Linked DNA regions of Mus musculus: region 2 is linked to region 1. The links are chromatin loops, found by intact Hi-C in ENCODE. Cell type or tissue: left cerebral cortex. All regions are shown on one strand. Links, peaks and the distances in the headings refer to the core of each region. The heading gives the core; the rest is flanking DNA. Region 1 holds the start of Plxdc2 (plexin domain containing 2). Region 2 holds the start of Arl5b (ADP-ribosylation factor-like 5B).

The links. Hi-C counts contacts between places; a loop is a spot of excess contacts. Peaks named below come from ENCODE experiments on the same cell type or tissue, not always from the same donor. Only the 100,000 strongest peaks of a DNase experiment are listed, where the experiment ranks them.
Region 2: a loop joins it to region 1, with 8 times the contacts of the local background. A loop is called at or near these places in 2 of 42 quality-filtered maps.

The regions. Positions count from the first base shown.
Region 1 is chr2:16,356,026-16,358,933 of GRCm38, reverse strand. It overlaps Plxdc2 (plexin domain containing 2), which reads right to left and starts at 2,630. Exons shown (of 14, transcript NM_026162.6): 1 at 1,697-2,630. The coding sequence starts at 1,808. In left cerebral cortex, for the core only: a CTCF peak has its summit at 1,447; DNase peaks (open chromatin) are centred at 778, 1,326 and 2,655; H3K4me3 peaks cover 2,377 bases; H3K27ac peaks cover 2,229 bases.
Region 2 is chr2:15,053,902-15,056,809 of GRCm38, reverse strand. It overlaps Arl5b (ADP-ribosylation factor-like 5B), which reads right to left and starts at 1,490. Exons shown (of 6, transcript NM_029466.5): 1 at 1,236-1,490. The coding sequence starts at 1,281. It also overlaps a transcript of Nsun6 not described here. In left cerebral cortex, for the core only: a CTCF peak has its summit at 1,734; DNase peaks (open chromatin) are centred at 835 and 1,629; H3K4me3 peaks cover 2,115 bases; H3K27ac peaks cover 1,646 bases.

The DNA.
Region 1 (2,908 bases), core at 257-2,756:
TTATTTGCTTCCAGTACCAAAGAAGTTTTTAAACAAACAACTCAGGATGAATGTCCCCTCCTTTTTTGCAAAATTGCTTTGCATATTCATTTACTCCAAATAAGCTTATGGAGATGACTACTGCATCTTTTAAAGTGTTGCTTTCTGAAGAAAGTAAAACTGTTATTTTTTTCAGCCAATGCAATGTGCCAAGAAAATAAACAGAAATATGGTGTGCTAATATAAATTATAAATAGCCAAGAACTTATGTTCATTGATGAGGATGACCAGAGGTGACAAAAAAAATCCAAGAATTTTAATCTCAGCTTTTATCCTGTGGTCTTCATGTGCTGGTCCCCAGCACACACACACACACACACACACACACACACACACACACACACACACACACTTAAATAGGAGCCAGCCTTAAATAGGAGCACCAAGAAAGTAATTTTTTTCCTCTCTTAAAATTTGCAACTCAGGTACACGCATGACTTGGATTATCCTATTTGTCTCAAGATGGTAACATTTTATTCAAGGTTTTTGTAAACTCTTATTCTCACCTGGAGTCCCCAGGTGTACCTCCCGGACTTCTTTCTGTGACTCCTTGAAGGCTGACAGCTGGGTATACATGCATACTTTCTGAAGAACCATTTACCAGTCTTTCTTGAATTAAACAAAGAGGTGTACAGAGCAAAACAGAACCAAAGTGATTGTCCTAACCAGGAAGTTTTCCTTTCTTTTTCTCTTCAAGTGCTCTTTGCTCTCACTCCTGCTGGGAGTCTACAAGAGTTCACAGATTCCTGCCCCAGTGTTTCACTGACCTGCCTGTTCATTTCTTTGCTGAAGGGCAGAGATGGGGAGCAATCTGTGGGGTCACAGTGGAATGAGTGGTCTTGGGAGAAAGCTGGATTAGCCAGTCCCTGCTCAGTAGGAGGACACTTCACTACCACACACCTAACCAGACAGATCACCAGGGCACAGGGTGCGGCCAATTGCAAGTATCTGGAGGCCCTTCTCCTCCAGGGACAGTGTCAAGAAACCCTGAGGAACTGCTGGCATGTTGGGGCCTGTCTGTGAAACAGACAGGCAGAGGACAATGGGGCCAGGGCTTGTCCTCATAGGCACGACTGGTCCCCATCTTCTCCACCTCTTCTCTATCCCTGAACCCCGCTGCTTCTACTGCATCCACTTAGTAACCCCACAATGAGAAAACTAGTGAGGATAGCCTGAAGGAGGGATGTGCAGACACAAGGCGTTTTCCCTTGGCACGGGGCGACCTGCCATCCCTGACTGTCATCAGATTGTTCATCCATCCATCCCTTCCGCGGCGCACAGGGAAGAGCCTCTGAGCTCCAAGGGATGAGAATCCAGAGGGGAAACAACCTGATGTAACCAAGATTCAGAGAGGTATCCGCAGCAGCAGGCTCTCTCACACCCCGACCTCTTTGGGCTACTTGGGGTTAGGCAGGACCACCCCCTGGCGCCCAGGTGGAGTAAGCATCATAGCTTCAGGGAAGTCCTGGTTTCCCACACCTTTTGATCAAGCAAACCTCTTTCCCCATTCGAGAAACTCAAGTTTCCCAGAAAAACAACTAGGATAAGTTTCCCAAGGGCAGATACTTTGGGTGGGTGTGAGATGAGGATGGAGGTTCGAAGACACCGGAAGGATCTTCAGCCACACACAAAAACAATTGAGAAAAGTACTTCTTACCATTGGTATGGTGTCCAGGCTCCCCGTGGGCGAACTGGAACCGGTCTGTTAAAAAGTGACAAAGTAACATAACTCCTGCTGCGGCCAGGTCGGCCCTCCGGAACCTTGCCATGCCGCTGCCGCGACCTCTCTCCCCTGCCCAACGAATTTTTTCTTGAGACCCTGGGCTCCGGGGTTATCCCTGGGGATGGGGCGACACGGCCGAGCTCTGCTGGTGAGTCTTGGGTGGGATCCGGAGGCCTCTGACAGTTTCGCTAGGATTTCACTCCGGGTAACAGAAGTGAAGGAGAGACAGCTGAACCCTCTCCGAACTTCGGGAGCTCTCACTGCAACTTGTCACCCTCGCAGCCCCCAACTGAGACACAATCAACCAAGTGAGGGGAGGAAAGGTCACTTGCAGTAGGGTCGGCAAACTCCCGGGTCCTCTCAGGCAGCGCCACCCGGGCGCCCACAGACGGTGACTTCCGAGCGCCCGCGACGCGCTCCACTGGGTTCAAAACAGATCTAATTCCACTGGCTGCGCCGGTGCTGTTCCAGATTCAAGAGGGCGCTGAGCACCGGAGGAACTTTCCCAGACTTAGGTCTGGCCCCGGCGGGTGGTTGGTGTTCCCGAGAGAAGGAGGTTAGTGGAGGCTGGAGAAACCCCTCTGACAAGTTTTTCTTCTTTGCTTCGCCCAAGGCTGAGCGCGCGTCCTCGCCCGCAGCCGGAGGGATGGGCAGCTCCGGAGAGTAGAGCCGGGAATGCACCAGCTGCTGTGAGCAGAAGAGAGGTGGGGGTGTTTTTTAAAGAAAAAGAAAAACGGGAAAGTGAGGTTGCAGCCTGGTAAGAGAGCCCCTCCGGGCTAGGCAGGAGGTGGCTCCGAACGCCGCGGAGCCCCAGGAGTTTGGTGGCGGAGGCGCCGCCGCGCTCCCCCGCGCTCCAGCTCTACACTTTGGGGAGGGAAGGCGGCTTGCCATTTGCTAGATCTACCGCTGAACCCTCCTCTCTTCCCTCCGCCCTCCTCCCTCCCCTTCTCTCCTCCAGGCTTCTCCCACCTTCCTCCCAAAACCCGCAGCCAGCACCAACCTGTCCATTGGCTGAGCTTTTCTCGGGGGAGAGGGGGCGCCAGAAAAGTCTCCCACAGATGAAGCCCGAGAAGACTGGCTGGGGAAAGCCAGAGGACCATTGCGGCCCCAAACACCCGAGGACTGGTGCGAGTGGGGCGGTGGCAG
Region 2 (2,908 bases), core at 275-2,774, 1.3 Mb after region 1:
GAATACGGAATCCTCTAATGAACAGGGATAGCAGCAATAACCTACTATAAAGGGAGAACCAACACTCTGATCATTTTTATTGCTAAGGTGTGTGTGTGGGGGGGGGGGGGTTGATAAAAGGTAATATTGCGTAATTCATTTTTATTTACACAAATTTAATTGTGTAATCAATATATATTTAATTATATGTTGAAATTGTTCTTGACATAGTACTTTTACAATCATTAGAAAATGTTAAGTTGCTGAAAAATAGTGCATGACATTACTGAGAAACATCGCCGGGAGCTTCAGTTTGGACACTCCAAAGTCACTTAAAAGGGAGTATTTATCTGTGGTACTTGCATACACACACATGTGCCAGTGTGCTTGCATGTATTCATAAGCTTGAAAGGGGCTTTTTAAAAATCAGCGTTCAGAACAAGTGAATTAATGCCATTCAAAATGATTTCACGGTTTAAATCCACAAAACAAAGGACCTTAATAATGGCAAAGACTTGGTACCTTCATAAAAACAAAAGTAGTTTATAAATCATGCCCTACAAAATGAAACAAATGGGAACAAAATTTGGTCTTAATACTCAGAAACCATTCTGTTACAAGAAAGACGAAGACTTTATCATTGGACCCCTTTCTGTCTAGTAGTGACTCTTCTCAAGACAGCATTGCTTATTCTGCCTCGGAACAGGTTTTACAACTTCTAGGTAATTCATGACCTGTTCTAGAATAATTACGGCCACGTAACATCTTACACATAACCGAGAGCATTTAGATTTTTTTTTTCACGCCTACGGGGAGGAGGGGAAGCTGTGTGTATGTGTAAAAATTTCAGAAACCCGTGCACCTGAATACTCACTCATTCTAAGTCTTGACGAACAGAAATCAGAGCCAAGTCAGACAACGTGAAGGTGCATTGGCATAGACAAGAGGAAGGTAAACAGTGCAAAACTCCTGTTTCGTGTTAAACAAACGGAAAGTTTTGGGTTCTCGGGGAGACACTTTCTTGGGGCTAATCAGACCTAAAAGATGGTTCGCTGAGACCGGAAAGGCCCGCAAACAGATTGCAGGAATATGTTTTCACCTTGGTTGGCTAAAAGCTGCACACGCGTGGGATTCCTGGCCATCGGGTGCGTCCCCTGCCCGGGCTCCGGGTCCCCAGATCCGAGTTCTACCCCGAACCCTATCCAGATCTCAATCTGGACTTGCCAGCGCCGCGTCCACCCTCCCGCCGGCCTCACCTTGGTTACAAAAAAGGCTCCACAGTTTAGCGAAGATCAGCCCCATCATGAGCCCCGGACGGGACAGACTTCCTGGGCAGCACTCGGCGGCAGGTGCCGCGGCGCCCGCGGTGGAACCGAGGGGAAGCCGATCCGGAGCCGCGGAGCCTCAAGAGTCCAGCGAAGCTTTGGTCCTCCGCGGAGCCGGGAACCGCCGCAGACTCCTTTGTTCGCAGCGCGCTGAGCCCAGCCCCGACCCGTAGTCGCTCGGTCTGCGCCCACCTACCCTGCACAGCCTGGGCTGGCCACGAGCCCCGCCCCCGCCCCGCCTCCCCACCTACGCCCGGGACCACCCATCGCCGGAAGGTCGGCACGTGACGTCGGCGCGCTGACGTCAGCGGGCGCCTGGGACGTGGCGGGTCCTCCCTGTACACTTCCGGTGTGCGGATGGTGGGCGGGCTTGGCGTCTGCGGAGGCGGGGTGTGGCCGATCTGGGGATTTCCTCGGCGCGCGCTCCCTCTCCTGCCACTCTGAAGAAACGCGGACTGAGGTCCAGAGCAGCGGTCATCCCCGAGGCCTGGCCACCGCGTCCCTCGCTGCTGACCGCCTGAGGAACCTCAGCTGGCGCGGTCCTCTGACTGAAGCGGAGGAGTGGGTTTCCGTTCCTGTCCCAGTGTTGGGATTCTAGCGTGATTCTTAATTCTGAATGGAATTGATAGGGACGTGCGTGCTGGAATGCCTGTAGCCAGGGTCCAGTTAAGTTTCTAAAATCAAAGTGCCATCAGTTTGGCCAAGCGTTAGGTGTGGTAGTTAATCTCAAAATCCTTACCAGTTGAAACTGGAAACTTCATAGGCCAGACTAGTCCTTGAGGCCACCTGGCGGGCCCCACATAACCAGAGAAGAAGCCTGCCAGCCTGACCTTGTAACAAGGTAAACTGTCCCATGACCTATTCCAAATAAAACAAATGAGTATAGCTTAAGATGCCCTGCTAGTGGCCGGGCGTGGTGGCGCACACCTTTAATCCCAGCACTCGGGAGGCAGAAGCACGCGGATTTCTTGAATTCAAGGCCAGCCTGTTCTACAGAGTGAGTTCCAGGACAGCCAGGGCTACACAGAGAAACCCTGTCTCGAAAAACAAAACAAACAAAAAAAAGATGCCCTGCTAGTGCTACACTTCAAAGGACAGTGAAGACTTGAAAACTCGGGTACAAGATCACAACAACTTCTTGATACTAAACCATAGCTCCAGCCTCTCCTACAGAGGAAAAGTTGTACTGATCCTGTTCAAACATAGCTTTAATGATCATCCGTTGGACTACAAATTTGAATGAGTTTGTGGTTGCGCAAACTTATCATTTCTACTTTTGGCCTCATTATTAAAAAGCCGACTTAAGATTCTCTAACGCCCTTTTCAGGTTAGAATTTAGAAATTTGAAAGTTTTGCTAACCTGAAGGAAAAGAAACTTACTCTGACTGAAACAAATGATAGATGCTCACAAATACAGTTGAATATTGCCTAAACTAATAAATGCTGATGCATGTACTGATGTTAGGAAAAAATGGAACTTGTTTATACTGTACATGTGTATTGACTATATATGTATGTATATATATAATACATTATATATACATATATATGTAATGCTTGTCAGAAATGTAATGAAAATAGAAAAATCTGAGCATAAGCGTCTT